2 separate regions of the Homo sapiens genome follow, and region 1 is linked to region 2. A link is an interaction called in ENCODE POLR2A ChIA-PET data of the cell type or tissue named here. Cell type or tissue: OCI-LY7. All regions are shown on one strand. Links, peaks and the distances in the headings refer to the core of each region. The heading gives the core; the rest is flanking DNA.

Region 1 (11,472 bases), core at 3,102-8,101, 180 kb after region 2:
AACAACTCCAGACGCGCCGCCTTAAGAGCTGTTACACTCACCGCGAAGGTCTGCAGCTTCACTCCTGAAGCCAGTGAGACCACGAACCTACCAGAATGAAGAAACTCTGAACACGTACGAACATCAGAAGGAACAAACTTCGGACACACCATCTTTAAGAACTGTAACACTCACCGCAAGGGTCTGTGGCTTCATTCTTGAAGTCTGTGAGACCAAGAACCCACCAATTTCGGACACAGCATCACTGGAGACAGCAGATGCTGACAGTCATGAAGCCTCATGGGGTGGAGTCATATTAGAAAATTCAGCACAATCCAGGACTGATTCACTGTCTGGCCTGAGGTTTTTCAGGTCCAACCTCCAGATTTTCTTAGAGCCAAAGATGATTACTTTCTAAGTGTGGGGTTAATGAACCCACAGCAACATGTGAACGGAATAACATAGGGAGAATGCTTTTGTTCCATCTATGCAAGCTACTCCTCTCTTTGGGGTCTTCTGACTGGGCCACAGGGTCAGAGGTGGACCTCCCATACTGCCTCCCTGCACCCACCTACCTCCCCCACCATGGCTCACTGGACCACATAAAGATGTGAGACCTATGCTGAGAAGATGCTTCTCCCCTAGGGTTTTAAAATTGGGGCTGAGGAGCTGACAGGCGGGCTCCAGATGGAGCTGGATCTGTGTGTTGCATGCTGTGGACGACACAACAGAGCTGGAGTGCAGAAAGGTGAGGATGGAGCTGAGAGAAGCAGGGACAACACACAGAGACAGAGTCCTTCAACTTCCTGTGCTTTTCTATTTTTGATTCTTAGGTTTTCTCTGAAGATCCTGGATTTTGGGGAGGACTTCAGTATCCTGATAACATCCTCCCCAAGTTTGTTTTGTTCCTAGAAGCCAAAGATTCCCAGTTGAATACCATCCTTTCCCCATTACCAAGCTAATACCCAGCTGTGCTACGGGAGCCCACACTGGGGGCAGAGGGAAGCAGACCCAGGGTGGGTGGGTCGGGGAAGGCTACGTGGAGGGCACCAGCCCTCAACTGAATACCTCCCCAGTTACTAGACCTCCCATCCCTGCAGCTTCAGTGTGCCTTCCCTGCCAAACTGTGCCTCACTGAACCCGATTTTTCTTGGCTTGCATGCGGAATACTCTGCTTCAGCTGGCATTTTTTATGTCTATGTGTTCAAACATGCATATAGTCAATTTTTCCTATTTTCAGCTGCAGACATTTATTAAGTCAAGATATAACAGTCAAATTCCTAGAGTTATGAGAGTGCTCTGCCCTCCATCCCCTCCCCATGGATAAGCTCGTCATCTTCGAGATGGGATTTTTAGCATAGCTTGAGCCTACATTTCAAATAAAAGTTAAATATTATACAGAGGTGGGAGAAAATGATTATGTAGAGTAATATTAGTTTTCTGACAGAACTGGTAGGATTTGGAATAATTTCTCCCATAAACATCCAAGTACAATTTCTTGAGGGTAAAGAAGAGTCCAACTTAGTAATGGTTATTTTATTTTCAATTGTCATGCTTGATTTTTTCCTAAAACTTGCACTGATGCTTTAACAGTGCATAAATCTAGCTGTTTACATATTTATTTTTTAAAATCAACATTGAGATATACTCCTAAACTATGATGATGTTCCAGGGGAAAACAATTAGAATAGATATATTTAGTTTTTAAGATTTTTGTATAGAGGACTGCACCCCCTCCCTGCCGCCCAACAAAAAAAAAAGGCTTTTTCTTTCAGGATTAATAAGAAATGAAACATTTAATTGTCTGTGGTCCATGTCAACAATGTTGCTAATATATTTCATTTTTTACCCTCCATGGCTTAGCAAAGGCAAACACACACACACACACACACACAGTTGAAAAATAAAATAAAGAGACTCAAGAATCCAAATCATACTTCCTTACTTGGTATCTAGATATATAAAGCAAGAAGAATGTTTCCTACTTTGTTTGAAGCAAATAAAACAAAAGGTGAATGCTTTTACTGATTTATTTCTGGGGTGATCCAACGAGAAAGCAATTTTCTGAGGAGTCCTCATTTGGCTCAGTTCTGCCCTTTAAACCATAAGCCCCAGTATGGCCAGTTCAGTATCCTCTGGTGTTCTTCTCTTCTCTCTCAGTTCTTGTGGAGGAAGTGATCACATCTAGGGGTGACCTGGTTACAAGGTGAAAGGAGGCCTCCTAGCTGGGCTCTGAGTGAGGGAATGATGTGTGCACAGGTAATGATCAACAACTAGCACTCTTTGGGGCTTTGCAGGATGCCATTGTGAGCTTCAGGGTGCTCCTATTCCCAAAGTTTACAGGTGAAACAGCTTTACTTTCCCAGAAAATTATAATAAAAAGTACAATTTTAAAATCCTACTTCTCATGCGTAAAGCCAGTGGTTCTCAAATGCTAGCATAAATCAAAATCACCTGCAAGACTTGTTGAAACATAAATTCCTGGGCCCTACCCTCAGAATTTCTGATTCAAGAGGTTTGGGGTGGAACTTGAGAATGTGTACTTCTACCAAGTTTCCAAGTGATGCTGTTTCTGGTCAAGGGACATTTTGAGAATAACTGCCTTAAACAAAGAAGTCTGAAGGGTGGGCACAAGCTATCTGGGAGATGATACTGAGAGGTGAAGCCGGCTGAGCTTCTGGGTCGGGTGCGGACTTGGAGAACTTTTCTGTCTAGTTAAAGGATTGTAAACACACCAATTAGCACTCTGTGTCTAGCTAAAGGTTTGTAAGCGCGCCAATCAGCACTCTGTAAAAACGCACCAATCAGCGCTCTGTGTCTAAAGGTTTGTAAACACACCAGTCAGCACTCTGTGTCTAGCTAAAGGTTTGTAAATGCACCAATCAGCACTCTGTAATAACACACCAATCAGCACTCTGTAAAATGGATCAATCAGCTCTCTGTAAAATGGGCCAATCAGCACTCTGTAAAATGGACCAATCAGCAGGACGTGGGCGGGGCCAAATAAGGGAATAAAATCTGGCCACCAGAGCCAGCAGAGGCAACCCGCTTGGGTTCCCTTCCATGCTGTGGAAGCTTTGTTCTTTCGCTCTTCACAATAAATCTTGCTGCTGCTCAGTCTTTGGGTCTGCACTACCTTCATGACCTGTAACACTGCAAAGGTCTGCAGATTCACTCCTCAAGTCAGCGAGGCCATGAACCCACTGGAAGGAAGAAACTAAGGACTCATCTGAACATCTGAAGGAACAAACTCCGGACACACCATCTTTAAGAACTGTAACACTCACCGTGAGGGTCTATGGCTTCATTCTTGAAGTCAGTGAGACCAAGAAACCACCTGAAGGAACCAATTCCGGACACAATACAAGCTTTCTGTTAATAGTATAGAAATCTATTTAACAGTTATTTATCATGCACCAGGTACATGGTACGTACAGGGAATGTCATGGTTTGCAAAAAAAAAACAAGGTCCCTCCTCTTCCTCTCCCACAAACCTGAAATAAAATTACTGTTCCAGGAAGAAGCACCAAGTTCAAGATGAAGCTTTCTGTATCTCCAACACAAACTGCATGCCCCATGAGGAAATGTACAGTCCCCTAAATGAAACAATGTCAAGTCTCCGTGATTGCCAGTGAAAGAATCGAAGCAAACGTCTGAGCCTGCTCTCAAGACTGAGATTACAACTAGAAAATGATGAAGTACCCAAAACATATAAGGAGCACACTATGACAAGCATATGATTGGCATGAGGGCTAAATGCAAGGGAACTGTGGGAAAGATAGGCACAGTGCCTAGCAGAGCAAATATTGGTTCCTCTTCTGCTTTCTTACCTATCTGTATATTAAAAGGGAGGCCAGTAAGGTTGTCTATGCTGGGCCTTCAAGGAGGCTGCCAGCTGCTTCTTACCTTGTATACACTCAGGACCCAAGGGTATGTTATCTCAGCAGCCCTGAGCATTTAAACTCATAAAATTATAAAAGGATGGTATGAAGCTAGTGGTACTGAAACTTTATCATGAATCAGAAGTATGTGGAGGGCTTTGTAAAAACACAGATTCCTAGACTCCCACCTTCAGAGTAAGCAGTAGGTCTGATAGGGCCTAAAAATTTAAAATTTCTAATAAGTTCCCAGATGATGTGAATGATGCTGGTCCATAGACCATACTTTGGGAATCATTCATTAAACTTATTGTTTTTTGTTTTGAGATGCAGTTGCACTCTGTTGCCTACGCTGGAGTCCAGTGGCACAATCTCAGCTCACTGTAACCTCCACATACTGGGTTCAAGCGATCTTCCTGCCTCAGCCTCTCAAGTGGCTGGGATTATAGGCATACACCACTACATCTGACTAATTTTTGTATTTTTAATAGAGACAGGATTTCACCATGTTGACCAGGCTGGTCTTGAACTCCTGACCTCAAGTGATCGGGCCCGCCTTGGCCTCCCAAAGTGCTGGGATTACAGGCATGAGCCACTGTGCCCGGCCAAGCTTATTGCTTAAGCCATTCTTTCCTTGCTATTAACTAGAACACTATCTCTGTAATTAATTTTTTTTGAGACAGGGTCTTGCTCTGTTGCCCAGGCTGGAGTGCAGTGACATGATCATGGCTAACTGCAGCCTCAACCTCCCAGGCTCAAGCAATCCTCCCACCTCAGTCTCCTGAGCAGCTGGAACACAGGTGTGCATCACCATTCCTGGCTTTTTTTTTTTTTTTTTCCCTGTAGAGACAGGGTCTTGCTATGTTGCCCAAGCTGGTCTCAAACTCCTGGGCTCAAATGATCCTCCCAGCTCAGTCTCCCAAAGTGCTGGAATTACAGGCAAGAGCCACTGTGCCTGGCCTCTGTAATCTATTATATAAAACAGAAGTCTCATGAAGTACTAAGAATAGTGGCTTTTGTCACCAACTGCGTGACTGACCTCAGGCAAATACTGTACTAACTTTCTCTGTGCTTTAACTTTACAGATATAAGTGGAGCTTATCTCCAAATTATACAAATCTCACTGAAGGTTATTACTATGCAGTTTTAAGGACATTACCAAGTATCAGCTGCTGCCTTGTCTTTGAGAATATTGTTCACTGCTTTAATTGAAATATGTCAGAACATTTAAGACAAGTACCCTAGACTCCTCATTTGCCAAGCAAGATGGGAGAAGCCCAGGATCTTTTTCTGTTTTTGTTTTTTTAAACATAAAGCCTAGCAAATGTTAGCCTTCTCAAAATTCAGAATAACCTGAGAAGATGCTTTTGATATGTAAAATGACTTCAAGTTCCCCTGTGGGCATAAAGACAAGGCAAACACAGGTTTCAACTTAAAAAATATATACACTTAAAAAAAGAAAAAATATTTTTTTTCTTTTTTTTTTTTTTTTGAGACGGAGTCTCACTCTGTCACCTAAGTTGGAGTGCAGTGGTGCAATCTCGGCTCACTGCAACCTCCCACCTCGCAGGGTCAGCGATTCTCCTGCCTCAACCTCCCAAGTAGCTGGGACCACAGGCACGTGCCACCATGCCTGGCTAATTTTTGTATTTTTAGTAGAGATGGGGTTTCATTGTGTTGGCCGGGCTGGTCTTGAACTCCTCACCTCAGGATCCACCCGCCTCAGCCTCCCAAAGTGCTGGGATTACAGGCATAAGCCACCACGCGCGGCTGAGAAAGAATATTTTCAAACATTACAAATAAAAAGGCTTCCTCCCTGTTGAGAACAGAGTGGTACAGCTGCTCATTTCAATATTAACAATCATATAAATGACATACTTCAATTTAAGGTGGAAAAGCAGGAAGTGAGGCTCATTTTCCCAGAGCACCCCATACTTCAATTTAAGGTGGAAAAGCAGGAAGTGAGGCTCATTTTCCCAGAGCACCCCAGTCAACTAGGTCAAGCATTAAAATATGCCAAAGGAATGTTCCCTCGAGCCTCATTCATTATCAGAGTGCAGGCTCTGGTATTTCAGTAAAGACCGCTGGGGCCCTGCCCACTCAACATCCTCATGATCCTTAGCCTTTATGGAATGTTACAGGTACAGAGCTTCGGCCCCCTTTCCTAAGGGAAGAGTGGGTGCGAGCTGCGCTTTTCAAACATGTGCGGCAGAGAACAAAGGCCACATGATGTTAGTGATGCATCAGTGATTTCTACTTCTACAGGACAAGACTCCTTCCAGTACAATAAAGACAAATCCAGGTTACCCTGGCAAACTTCTTGGAAGCACAGAGCTGCGGCGGATGGGCACAGCCCATTAATCTCCTGGTTGGCTCCTCCAAGCAACTCTCAGCTTTCTACTCTAAACCTCTAATTAAAGCTAAATGCAATTACAAAACAAAAAGTGCCCTGTTCATCTACAGTCCACCCAGTCTAACAGAAAACCTTTCAGAAGTGTGTATGAATCTTGTAAATGTAGGAAAACTGACCTTCTGACATCAGTCACTCTCAGCACAATGAAGTAATTCCTGTCTTTTCACTCAGGATTTCGAAAGCAAACCATCAATCAATGGGTGAGGTGGGGGTGGGAGTGTTGAGCTAGAAAACGTCAACCATTTTAACATTTTCTTTAAGATAAAAATAAAATGCCCGCGACTTACTTAATCCCTGCTATCCTCACCACCTTTTCTCACTGATACCGACTTATATTACTTCTGGCTTTAAAAAAAAAATCCTTGACCGGGCGCGGTGGCTCATGCCTGTAATCCCAGCACTTTGGGAGGCCGAGGAGGGCGGATCACGAGGTCAAGAGATCGAGACCATCCTGGCTAACACGGTGAAACCCTATTTCTACTAAAAATACAAAAAAATTAGCCACGCGTGGTGGCGGGCACCTGTAGTCCCAGCTACTCGGGAAGCTGAGGCAAGAGAATGGCGTGAACCCAGGAGGTGGAGCTTGCAGTGAGCCAAGATTGCGCCACTGCACTCCAGCCTGGGTGACAGAGCGAGACTCTGTCTCAAAAAAATAATAATAATAATAATAAATCCTCATTTTTATTTATTAGATAAGTTTAGTGACAAGTGAAATCAAGTTGTTCCTCTAGCTCCTCCACATTTACAAATTATACTTTATTCTCTGATTATAGAGACTGTCCTTTGGTAATGACATCAACTCACGCAGCACTTGACTGACTGCAGCAGCATATCAGCATCATGAATACTCCAAGTCAGACTCTCTTCCATATCTGCCAGTAATTACAATTTACACCAGCTCAAATATTTTCTCACAAAGCATGCCAGAAGAAAAGAGAACTTTTGGTTAAACCTCAACTTTATTGTATTAGGACATACATTGTGATAATAGTAATGAGACTGCAAAGTATGAAAAGGCAAGTCCTAAATGGATCACTTGATCCAATCTTACCTTTTTCTAGCCCAAAAAGAAATTTTATTTCAGAAATTTTTAATATAAAGATGGAAATGTGGGAAGACCGTTATGCCAGAAACAGCGATGTTTTAACTCATGAGTTAAAACATGTTCTGATGCAAAAAATGCACTGACTTTAGAAATTTCTGCTTAACACACATGTCCTTCAAAAAAGCAAAAGTAGGGCTGGACATGGTGGCTTATGTCCATATTGTAATCCCAGTGCTTTGGGAGGCCATGGCAGGAGGATTGCCTGAGGCCAGGAATTCAAGACCAGCCTGGGCAACATATCGAGACCCTGTCTCTACAAAAAAAATTTTTTTTTTTTGAGATGGAGTCTCGCTCTGTCACTCATGCTGGAGTGCAGTGGAGCGATCTCGGCTCACTGCAAGCTCCACCTCCCAGGTTCACGCCAGTCTCCTGTCTCAGCTTCCCGAGTAGCTGGGACTACAGGAACCCACTACCACGCCCAGCTAATTTTTTTCTATTTTTTAGTAGAGACGGGGTTTCACTGTGTTAGCCAGGATGGTCTCGATCTCTTGACCTCATGATCCGAAATAGCTGGGTATGGCAGCACAAGCAAGTAGTCCTAGCTGTTCAAGAGGCTGAGGCAGGAGGATGCCTTGAGCCCAGGAGTTTAAGGCTGTAGTGAACTACAATTTCTCCACTGCACTCAAGCCTGGGAAAAGAGCAAGACCCTGTCTCTTAGAAAAAAAAAAAAAAAAAAAATCACTGTTTATTACAACCATAAGTTAAGAGTTGTATTAGTGGAGGGAAAACATTGACTTTCCATTTTTAATTTGTTTTAAACTGAAATGCCCTAAAAAAGGAAAATAAGCATCTCCTCCCAGCAACCTCCAAAGTTGGACGGCAGAAAAAGATGCCCAACCACAAAGTTCCGAGTTGTTCTGCACCTACACCCACAAGTAACCTGGGAATACTATCACCTGGTGAACTTGGGACTTGATTTATGAGACATGAAGCTAAAGTACAAACTCAGAGTCCTTACCAAATACATAAGAATTTTCCTATAAACCCATATTTTTCTCTCTCTGAATAATCTATGTGCTGCCTTTTAAACAAAATGAATTCTTTAACTTTTCTGATAAATGACAGAACATACCTTGCTCCATGTGTCTGCTTCTCAGCTGAGACTCTATAGTCCAACTGTATTTCTGGCATTCATTCAAAAAAGCCAAACTGTTAAGTCTCTAAATGTAAATTTATATGAGATTAAAAAGTGCCTGGGAATGAGACAGTTATCTTAGTCACGTTTTTCTTTTTAAAAAACGTTTTTAAAATTTTTTTTTTTTTTATTTAGAAGTGAAGCATAGCTGTTTCCTTGCCTACTACAAAGAAAAAAGTAATCTACCTTGTTAAATAACATGTGACTTCCTTGGCTAAATCTTAACAAGCAATACATTCCTGACTAAGGCTTTTTATTTTATTATTTTTCCAGTGTAGGTGTTGAGAATTTTCATTAAAAAGGGCTCCAACACTGGAACAAATCCATTAACACGTGTTGCCAAAGGAACACTCTGTAACTTCTGCATTATCATACCCTCTAGCAATTGTCAACAATCTCTCTGGCAAAGGCTTCCTCTGGTTTATACATAACTGTATCGAGTATTTCTGTTTGCCTTGCTAACAATGCCTTTTCTTGCAGAGAAGACATATGACACCACCATGTCACACAAAACACCCCACAGTGGAGCTGGTTTTCGATGGAGTGCTGGAACCATCAAGGGGCTAGGTCCCCAAGGAGATGGGCACTCTCTCATACCACAACAGAGGTGCAAACTGGTCCCATTTTTACAAGAAATCAATTTGACAAAATGTATCAAGGATCTTTAGAGTAGTTTTTTAAAAATATATATGTTTGTAACTCCTGACCCAAACATTTCACCTCTAATAATATACAGTAAGAAAATGATGTTCAAAAAAATTCCACACAGATTTCAGCACAAATATATTCACTGCCCATTATAATAGCAAAAAGTCAAAAACTTACATTATTATTAAAATAGTATGCAGAGATTAAGCATGTTTAGAAAGTCTCATGAAAAACTAAGCCAACGGGTCTTAAATGACTTTACTAAATTCACATGAAAAGCAACATAATTTAGGCATTATCTAATTAGCATGCATATTTCCTAAAAACTTACAAAAACTACAAATTTTCAAAGGCTTGGTATAGATGACAATTAGTGTAAGTTACTGGAGGCAAGTGGTGTTAAAAAGGAGAATAAGTCTCCAATGCTCAGTTTCCATAATCGAATGAAGCAGCATGCACTCACATTTTATCAACAGCATTTAGAAAATTATTTCTGCCTTTTATGCTGATGAAAGATCCTCTAACAGATTAACTTTCTGGTAAGAGTACCTCAGAGACAGGGTCTAGGTCACAGATTAGGCTTCTAGGGACCTGTGTCTAGATTTCTGTTTATACGGCGAGCTGTACACCCAGCTGGGCCCACTGGACAACAGTGCAGCCATCAGTGCAACTGCCAGCAAACCTCTCTTATCTCAACACTGTTAACTATGCTCAAAAAGCAAGTCAAGGCTTTCTATTCGGGGCTTACTAAGGACATCAAATTTTCATTGTGACGAAAATACAGCTACGGATTTAAAATTTTAAGTCTACATTATCTCCACAAAAACATTTTGTCCCCAAATGTACACACACAATCATACTAGGCCAAAGAATAATACATTCTCCAAAGTAGCAATGAGAGAGCACTCTCCAAGCACAGATTAAAACAAAGCCATCACAGAAACAACAGACATCTAAACAAACAAAAAACCCAATACAAGGAGAAAAAAACTATTCTATTCTCCTAAATAATTGTTTTAAAAAACATAAATCCTAATACGAGACTGTGTTGAAAGTAATGAAAAGGCCTGGGGTGGGGAAGGTGTATAATGAATGAAAACAGAAACCTTACAACGTATCAAGTGTTACGGAATCTGATGAAGGTTGAGAACAGAGAAAAATGTAAGCCCTAAATAATTAACATAAGTGAACTACATATTGAAATGAGAAAAAAAAAACACCCAATCTGTTTGAAAAATGATTACAAAATACTTCACTAATAATGAATGCATTAATAGAAAAAATAGAAGTGAAATTCAAAAGCTTCCTTGAAAAGCCAACCAGAGAAGTAAACTTCTGGTAAGTCTAGATGAAAGAAAAGTGAACACAATTAGAATATACGTATTGTCTCAGTCAATTTTCTGTTGCTTATAACAGAATACCTGAAACTGGGTAATTTATACAGAAAAGGTATTTATTTCTTACAGGTACAAAGGCTGAGAAGTCCAAAGTCTAGGGCTGCATCTGGTGAGGGCCTTCTTGCTGGTGGGGACTTGACAGAGTCTGGAGGCAGCACAGGGAATCACATGGTGAGGCGGCCGAGTGTGCTAGCTCAGGTCCCTTCCTCTTCTTAAAAGCCACCAGCCCTACTCCCCTGATAACCCATTAATCCATTAATCCATGAATGGATTAATCCATTCATGAGGGCAGAGCCACCTCTTAAAGGCCCCACCTCTCAATATTGCCACATTGGGGGTTAAGTTTCAACATGAGATTCACATGGGACATTCAAACCTTAGCAAGCACTATAACATACTGAGGGACCATAAATAGGAGACGAACATATAGAGATAGGAAGCTATGTTTTTTGAGACAAAGTTGATAAAACAGAGGGGAGGCAGGAAGAAAGGAAGGCAGGTGGGCAGGACTGGGTCAGGCAGCTGGATACAGTAGTGTGTCAGGCAGATACTGAGAAGATACCTCTGCACTAACAGCCTCCCAATGCCCCACAGTGGAGCTGGTCCCCAGCTGAACCTCTACAGGTGGGTAGAAGAGCACCAGAGCCATTCCTCCCTCCCCAGGAGCTCTGTCTACAGTGAGCTACATACTCAAATATACCCCGATGAGTGTGGAAATCGATCCCATTTTTAAAAGATATAAATTTGGCAAAACATATTAAGGGTTTTTTAAGTGGTCATGATCTTTTAAAATGTGACTTCTGACCTGTAATTTTGCTTCTAATCATACACATACTAAGGAAATAATGTTTTTAAAAAATCAACCTTGGCCAGGCATGGTGGCTCACACCTGTAATCCCAGTGCTTTGGGAGGTTAA
Region 2 (8,948 bases), core at 764-5,763:
GGGAGGCTGAGGCACGAGAATCGCTTGAACCCAGGAGGTGGAGGTTGCAGTGAGCCAAGATCTCATCACTGCACTCCAGCTTGGGCAACAGAGTGAGACTCCGCCTCAAAAAAAAAAAAATGTTCTACAGACCAATATCTATAGCAAGGTTTATAAGACAGACACCAAGCTTCTGGCTCTTTGGTTATGTAGTGGTCATATATCTCTGATGATGACTGAATGAAGCATATGGGGAACTTCATTAACGTTCCTTTGGTCATTCAAGGCCTTCCATTAATCAATCTCAGCAAGTGTACTTTCTGAGTGTCTTGTCTCTTGGAGGTGAATTTACAGATGAGAGAAGATATAAACAAGTTGCCTCCTTTCCCAGTGAAACACTGATGTCTTCTCCCTCTTCTAACTCATCTCAACTTGGTCTCTGAACTTAGCGCTGTGGACATACCATATGTGTCCTTAGGCAAGAGGATCTTCAATTGGTTCCTGGGTTCATTGGACCCCTGTGGCTTTCCAACACAGATGACTCAGTCTCTTGCATCTCAGTGTGAACACCTAGGATGACCGTTTTTCTGCTCTGGAAAGGAAAAACACTGTGCACTTCTGCCTGATGGCAGAATCAGAACCCAGGATGGAATGCAGAGGCAGCAGCTGAGAGGGCAGCAGTGCAGCACACTCTCCTCCATGCCACCTGGGTTTCCAGAGGAGACCATGATTTTTTTTATTATTTTTTGAGACAAAGTTTTGCTCTTGTTGTCCAGGCTGGAGTGCAACGGCACTATCTCGGCTCATTGTAACCTCCGCCTCCCGGGTTCAAGCGATTCTCCTGCCTCAGCCTCCTGAGTAGCTGGGATTACAGGTGCCCACCACCATGCCCAGCTAATTTTTGTATTTTTATTAGAGACAGGATTTCACTATGTCGGCCAGGCTAGTCTCGAACTCCTGACCTCAGGCGATCCACCCACCTCAGCCTCCCAAAGTACTGGGATTACAGGCATGAGCCACCGCACCCGGCCAACCATGATTTTTTAAAATGTGCATTCATAAGGGAGTGAGCTGACACAGAAACTCATGGGATTAGCATAAAGAAACATTACTTTCTAAGGGAAATGTATGAGTCATTTTTTTTTTTTAAGACTGCTGTGAGTCAAGTTCTATGGCCAAATTCTGGATGAATACAGGATTTATAAACACTTGATATATTGTACAAGCTGTAGAAAGACTTCCTATTGGGCAATGGTATCTTTGCAGAATTTGTTTTTTATACTGGGAAGCAAAAGTTCCACAGGGAACAAGTTAACTCATAAGGTTTAGTCACTGGAAACTGCAAAAGACGAAAGCCTACAAAGATGAAAGAACAGACACTTTAGAGCTCCCTGATGGACAGGAATCCTCCTTATCAGAGCCCTTCCTCTAGAGCAGCATTTCTCAAAGTGGGGTTTCTGGACCAGAAGCATCAGCACCACCTGGGAACTTGTTAGAAATGCCAATTCTTGAGCCTCTTTCCAGACCTACCGAATTGGAAAGTCGAGGTTGAGGCCCAGCAGTGTGTTTTCACAAACCCTCCTGGGGATTCCGATGCACACCAAAGTTTGAGAGCTACACGTTTCTAAGAGACAATCTAGGCAGACTGTACACAGGAAATGGCTTTCCTTTCACAAAAATATGTAGTCCCTAGTGCCCTAAGGCATCCACTGTAGATAATAGGTTACATTCTCTCTCTGCAACTAGGATGGTACTGGTATGTACCATCCCTGGGGATTATTAAGAAAATAGTCATCCAAATAGTTGTCATTGTTCTATGATTAAGTCCCCAGTGACAGTTTTGTTGCTGTCCGCCAATCAACTAAGCCATTTGGTTACACAGCAGCACTTCACTTCGAGGAACCAGTTTTTGTATGGATAAAGAAAATCTAAGTTACGCTGTGACAGCAAGTCACTCCCTAGCTTCTCTGGCTTAGCATAATAAAGGACTATTTCTTGTTCCTAATACACCTGCAACACAGCTTGGCAAGGAAACTCTATTCCACGTAGTCACTCAGGGTCGACACTAATGGGATGTCTGTGTCAACACTTGCTTCCGTGATCATCACTGTGACAAGGGGAGTACAAGATACGGTAAACTGCACTGGCTTTTGAGGCTTCCATCTGGAACTGACACATAACCTTTTCTGTTTCATTGGAGAAGTCACATGGCCAAGTGTAACTTCAAAAGTGTGTGGGTAGTACATCCGATCCTGTTGTGCCCAGAAAAAGAACTGGAGTATCTGAGAACAGCCCTCGTGACTGCTATTCAAGGTTACGAGTGGGCCACAATGGCCATCATGCAAAACTATGTGGTCACATTCAAGAAATAGCAGGGCTAAGAGTTTCCAGTTTTTACCTTCTTTCACTATCTCTTTGATTATATTGACTCTCAAATCTGCACCTTCCTTCCCAAGGTTTTTTTTGATCAAACTTTTTCATTTTCTTAAACTTTAAAAAAAATTGAAGTTAATATACATACAGGAAAGCACACACGTGTGTCTACAGCCTGATGAATGGTCACAAAGTGAGCATAACAGTGCAACTACCCCCCAGGCAAGAAATTGACCATTACCAGGAGCCCACCAGCCCCATTTGGGCTCCTTCCAGCTCCCTCATGGCAACACTCCTGACTTCTAACACCATCAGTTATTTTTTTACACTCATTCATTCAACTAGTATTTCTCAGCTAGGCACCGGAACTTCTCAGTCCTGGCAGATGGTGTTACAAACCGAAGCATGAGATTTCATCCTAATAAGCTTCCTGTTGGAAGACTGGATTTTTCTGGGGGTGGGGGTGACATATTTTAGGCAGGATTGGGGGTGGGTGAGCTCTCTGAACTCTCAGGGATTTTACCTAATAAATATTTTCCTTATTACCTGTTTAAGCACATCCAGTACTTCCTAAAAGAGCAGATGGGACCATAGCAAGAATCTCTTTGCTGCCCGACACATGAGAAGCGGCCTGCCCAGCTGGCACTTGCTCTCCTACAACCAGCCTCAACAAGGCATCGAGCTGCCTGCACCAGTGACAGCAAAGCAGCACCTGCCTGTCTGCAGCTCAGGGATTTTCTCTCGCCCTCAGTCGTACAGCCTTAGCCTTCCAGGTGGTTTCTAGGGCTGGGTAACTAGTTCCTTCTGGGTTGGGGAATGGGGAACAAGTGTAAAAGTTATTTTGGCTCAAATACAAGATTGACATTTGGTTTTAGAAATAGGAATATTTGTTATGCAGCTTCCATTTTATGAAAATGAGGGATATGTTTTCCATCCTCTTACCTATTTAATCAACAAAGGTCTTAATGGAGATGCAGTGGGCAGCTGGATTCTTAAAATGCCAGCTCCTTCCCAACATCCTCTAAATCAGACATTTCTGTCTAAGCATGCACCTGCAAAAATGATATGTTGTTTTCCAGCTTCACTGCAAGATCCTTGCCAGAATTCAGGATAGGTATCTCAAGGATATCATTACAAGTTCCAAATAATGCCATCTTTCATGCTTGAAAAGCCATGACTGTCTGGTCCCTGCAGGGAGTAGCTGGTGCCTTCAGTGGGGAGGGGTTCGAGCGTGAGCAGCTCAGGAACGTTGTGGTCTACGGTTCAGCCACATCCTTTGTGGTAAGAAACTGCAACAAAATGTACTTTATATTTTTATAATCAGCTGGCTTTTAAATTACAGCCATGCTGAATAAGAGCAGAGAAAACGTATGATTAGTAATTTCCTTATGCAGAAAGTAGAACAGTTTCTGGCTAAGGCCTAGGGCTTTAAAAAAAAGGTGCTTTTAGTAAAAAAAAGAAAATGGAAAATTCTTTATTCCAAAGCCAAAGCAATGGTTCATGGCCTCCTTCTGAGCAGTAATAGTCCAACTCCACGAGGAAGTGGAAATGGAAAAGATTAGCTTGGGAAAATATTCTAAGGGCTGTCTGCCTGCCCAGCCACTGTCACCTATATACTGAGCCACCTTCTCTGGTCCTTACAAGCACAGAAAAATGGATCTGTGGCAGTCATGGTTCCTGGACTTCTAGAAATGACTATATTCCAGGAGATGCAGAAATGCTACTGAACATGGATGTGCAGCACCACAGAAAACCTATGTGGGATCCTGATCACCAGTGGAAGCCCGGCTCCTTAGAGAGCTAAGGTAAAGCCAATGTTTGTTTTGATGTAGTTCCCCCACCTTGCCTAACATGTGTGGGGAAGAACAGATGCATCATGTCTCATACTTTGGGAGCAACAGCTTCTTAGTGTGGACCAAAGGCTATGTTCAGAAACACCTGGGATGCTTGTTAAGGATGGGGATTCTCAGACCAGGCTGGAAATTTGCTTGTTTGTTTGTTTGTTTTTTGAGAACAGAGTCTTATTCTGTTGGCCAGGCTGGAGTGCCGTGGCGTGATCTTGACTCACTGCAACCTCCGCCTCCTGAGTAGCTGAGATTACAGGCGTGCACCATCACGTCCGGCTAGTTTTTTGTAGTTTTAGTAGAGGTGGGGTTTCACCATGTTGCCCAGGCTGATCTCAAATTCCTGAGCTCAGGTGATCTGCCTGCCTCGGCCTCCCAAAGTGCTGGGATTATGGGCCTGAGCCACCGTGTCCGACTGAAATTTGCATTTTCTACCTGCTCCCTCTGGAAATTCTTAAGTGTCTCGTGAAGGGAAGGCTTATACAAAATCATAAAAATGTAATTCTACTTGTAGCAAGTTCCCCCACAAAAGATCTAGCAGAATTTAAAGAAAGGTTATGTTTGGTCATTATTTCCTTTGAAGGAGAAATAGTTTTCTTATGTGATTCCATCTGCAAGGATTGTCAGATATCGGCAGTACTTCAGTAGTACAAAAATCAGGGATAATGTTGTTCTCCCAAGTATTAACTTACAAGGAAAGCGCTCAGAGCTTCATTTATTTTGGATACCAGAGCTAGATGAAGTGTTCCTAGTAAACGTCTCCAGAAGCACCCTTCCTCCCCCTTGGTGAGACATTTAGTTGTCAGTTTAGTCGTAATAGTGTCACGACAAGTTGCCAGTTTTTTTTTCCTTTGTTTGTTTGTTTTTTAAAGAGATGGGGGTCTCACTACATTGGCCAGGCTGGCCTCAAACTCCTGGATTCAAGCAATCCTCCCACCTCAGCCTTTGTCCCAGTAGCTGAGATTACAGGTGTGAACCACCACACCTGGCTTAGTTTTACTTTCTTAAGGTTAAACTCTCAAAAGTCCCACTGTTCCACTCCTGTTGTCTTGGGGTGGCTCCCAACTGTCCGTGGTTCAACTTCCAAGGCAAGGTTTCTGGGAAGCTGTCTTTTCATCACTTAAAGATTTAAACCTTCCTTTTTTTTTTTTTTTTTTTTTTCCGAGACAGGTTCTCACTCTATTACCCAGGCTGGAGTGCAGTGGCACAATCATGGCTTACTGTAGCCTCAACTTCCTGGGCCAAGGTGATTCTCCCATCTCAACCCCTAAGTAGCTGGCACTACAGTACATGCCACCACGCCCAGCTAATTTTTCTTTTGTAGAGATGAGATCTTGCTATATTGCCCAGGCTTGTCTCGAACTCCTGGACTCAAGTGATCTGCCTGACTGAGCCTCCCAAAGTGCTAAGATAATGGGTGTGAGCCACCACACCCACCTAGACTTCTCTTAAGCTGGAAAATAAGATCAGGAGTTGCCAACCCCATGCTGGTCTTACTTGGGAACCTTGCCCAAGCCTCCTGTCACAAATCCCTTTTATGGAGTTTGTGCCTCAATAAACTGCAGCTGTACCAATGGGCATAATCAGGCTTGTTTATATAGTATACCAGGATCCCAAGATAAAAGGCATTCTAAATGCCTAGTGTGATTAGAGCAAACAAGGTACCATCTAGCATTCATTACTTAGAGGTCAGATACATATCTTGTATCTGATAAAACAAGCACTCATTTTCTATTTCAAAATCTAGCATGAGAAATCAGAAGGGCAGCATGCAGACAGGGGGATTCATTTGCTCATTCATTTACATTCATGCCTTTCCTTTCTCAGATGGAACAAAGAAAATTCCCAGGCCCGGGAACCACCAGAGGTACTACCTTATTTGCTCAAAAGGTAGGTTATGCCCATAAGGGGCAGACCACGCATGGCTCTACCTCTCTCTCTCTCTCTACACACACACACACTCTCTCTCTCTCTCTCTCTCTCCTGCTTTTATTGTGCCATTTTGGATCTGTAGGAACTTGGGCTTGAAGAGCTACATGATCTGAAATTCAGCATGTATCAGCTAGTAGGTTTAGGTTATGTCCCGAGAGGGATGTGCCTCCAGGTGGCTGTGACCTCACTTTCACAGTTCATGCAGAGGAAAGTCATCCTTGTGGTCCTGGGAGAGCTGGTCTGTTGCTGCCCAGGTTTGCCTGCACTGCCAGCATGGCTCTCACAGCCCCCCAAATTGTTTTCCTCTGAAAGGTTCAAATCTTGACTCTGAAACAGACCTCATAATGAAACACCTATGGGAAAAGTCTATTCTCTGGCCTCTTTCCTGAGCTCAATAATGTTTAATTTTTAAAAGCGGGGGAGGGAGGGAGGGAAAGAAGAAGTCTCTGATATTTCTCCAGTGCACTTGGCTCTCATAGATGGCCTTGGCCAAAACTCACCACCAGCGATTGTGCCAGAACACCTGGTTTGAATTCTGGCTGCCATGCTGCTTCATTTAATGAGATGGTCCCAACTTACTTTACTATTTAAAAAGAATTTGAGGCCAGATGCAGTGGCTCATGCTTTTAATCTCAGCACTTTAGGAGGCCGAGGTGGGCTGATCATGAGGTCAGGAGATCGAGACCATTCTGGCCAACACGATGAAACCCTGTCTCTACTAAAAATACAAAAAATTAGCCGGGCGTGGTGGCGGGCGCCTGTAGTCCCAGCTACTTGGGAGGTTGAGGCAGGAGAATGGCGTGAACCCAGGAAGTGGAGCTTGCAGTGAGCCAAGATCATGCTACTGCACTCCAGCCTGGGCAACAGAGTGAGACTCCATTCTCAAAAAAAAAAAAAAAAAAAAAGTGTCCGGCTTCATCTCTCCTTTCTTGTCACTACACGTATCACCTAGTCACCCAGCAGTTGTACTCAGAGTCAAGGACTAGTGCTTCTGCACCTGAGAAGAAGCATCTCCGGCTACCCATCGGAAGAGCGCTTTGTCTAAGGAGGCCTCAAACTTCAGCCTCCCGACTTGCAATCTGAGTCAGGAGCCAAGCTGTGCAAGTGGACAAGCGCCCTCGGAAGATGCTGTCTCCCTGTCGGAGCCAACTGGCGCACTCACCCTCCCTGCTCAGCTCAATCCATCAGCGTGTGCTGCCACTGCCGTAAGTCAATCGGCTCGGGGCGGACAGCTATCAGAGATGAAACAGGGACAAGGAAAAGAGCTTAATGGAATTTTATTTTGAAAATATGGCAAGAGTCTAAGGCACTTCAAACATTTAAATACATAGAGGACCAAAGTAAATGTGACACGGTAAAAAGGAATCCATAAATACAAAGAGAACACTGTGTTTCTCTAGAGGCAAATACAGAGCCGATTCCTCTAACACAATCCAACCTTTAGCATTGGAGTTGTGCAATTAATACAAATGATGATGTTACGTGTAGTTCTTCATGGCTTTAGTATGGAATACAAAAGCTGAAAATACTGTGTCAAGTTCATATAGATACCCTTTTTATAAAAAGTCATATATTACATCTACCTAGTTAAGACCAAATGAGAATATTCTTTTGTAAGTTTTATACTTTGTCTGGCCCAGGCCCAAGTTACCAATGATCAAAGTCATCTCGACTTCCTTATTTTAAAATAAGACAAAAGAAAAATCCAAAACTATGCTGGAATGAGATTTTGGAAGAACTTTCTAATGGTTCCACATTTAGTACATATAAATATTTGTGGAAAAATCTTAAAACGTCTCAGTGAGAACCAGACACCACTTTGTGGGAGTGAACAGAAGGTGCCCCTTCAGATCAGAATTCCCTGTGACTGTACAAAACGGAGCAGAGACTCAACAGCAACAGAGACTGGGTTAAAGTGTGCCCTACACAGAAGACGGCCAGAAAGGAGGTGTGTGTGCCCAGGCTAGCAGTCTCTGCACTGTGAAAGCTTCAGCCTTTACCCCTGGGCTTGATGCTTCTGTTTGCTGGTGAGCTCAGGCACAATACGTATACATTCAGTATCTGTCACCCCAACAGGAACAATTAGCAGCTTAATAGTGGCATGTAAATAAAGGGCTATTTGCATACAATCAATCAAATGAACCTCGGTGGGTGGGGCCAGGAGACGTCTTCCTTCCAAGCCTAGGGGTGCCCTAGAGACCAGGAAAGGAAAAAAACTGGGGGTTAATAAGTGACCTCAGGCAGATGTGTACCCTGTGACATAGGATCTTGGCCCACCACAGGCAACAAGCAGCTGTGAGCCCGAGCCAGGAGAGCTCTGGCTGAGAACAGGGAACAGGTGTCCACAGCTCCAAGGCCAGCTGGGCTCAGCAGTGCTATGTCCGGCTGTCCTGGGAAGTCACCTTCCCACTCAGAGTGAACTGTGGACTACAGGCTGCCTGCCATCTGCTTCAGGAACAATGCCAGAACCATGGCGAAATATCCCCATGGGCTCAGGGGCTGCTATCTGGATAATTCTGCACAGAATCAAAACCTCTATGGGAAGCTGTGAGCATATGTCTTGCAAGGACAAGCAAGGTCCAGCCTCTGCTAAAACATTAGTTCTCCTGCTTTTTGCGGGGTGGAGGCGGAAAGGATGAACTCTTAAGCTCCAGACTAAAACTTCCATTTTCTGAATCAACATAAAATCTGTCTCCCGTCAATTCCTGGAGGAAGGGGGTCCACCAGTCTGGTGGATTTCAGCCTATTTACAAATGCCAAATGCACAACACTGACCGGAGACTGGGCTTTTGCAAAGTTGACATGGGCATACAGAAGAAC

The links. ChIA-PET counts read pairs that join two places held together with the same protein. Peaks named below come from ENCODE experiments on the same cell type or tissue, not always from the same donor. Only the 100,000 strongest peaks of a DNase experiment are listed, where the experiment ranks them.
Region 1: POLR2A ChIA-PET joins it to region 2 with 6 read pairs; 1 of 35 experiments calls an interaction of 5 or more read pairs at or near these places.

The regions. Positions count from the first base shown.
Region 1 is chr9:568,732-580,203 of GRCh38, reverse strand. The region is part of intron 1 of KANK1 (KN motif and ankyrin repeat domains 1); the gene reads right to left. Among named protein-coding and RNA genes, the nearest start is that of KANK1, 70 kb to the right of the region's middle. RefSeq lists an enhancer at 4,934-5,773. In OCI-LY7, for the core only: no CTCF peak of the experiment used is centred there; no DNase peak of the experiment used is centred there; H3K4me3 peaks cover 166 bases; H3K27ac peaks cover 916 bases.
Region 2 is chr9:744,545-753,492 of GRCh38, reverse strand. LOC124902109 (a long non-coding RNA gene) reads left to right here. Exons shown (of 4, transcript XR_007061394.1): 2 at 2,908-3,142; 3 at 3,997-4,157; 4 at 6,024-6,244. KANK1 (KN motif and ankyrin repeat domains 1) reads right to left here. Exons shown (of 12, transcript NM_015158.5): 11 at 8,904-8,948; 12 at 7,390-8,320. The coding sequence ends at 8,258. Among named protein-coding and RNA genes, the nearest start is that of KANK1-AS1, 63 kb to the right of the region's middle. In OCI-LY7, for the core only: no CTCF peak of the experiment used is centred there; DNase peaks (open chromatin) are centred at 3,032 and 3,572.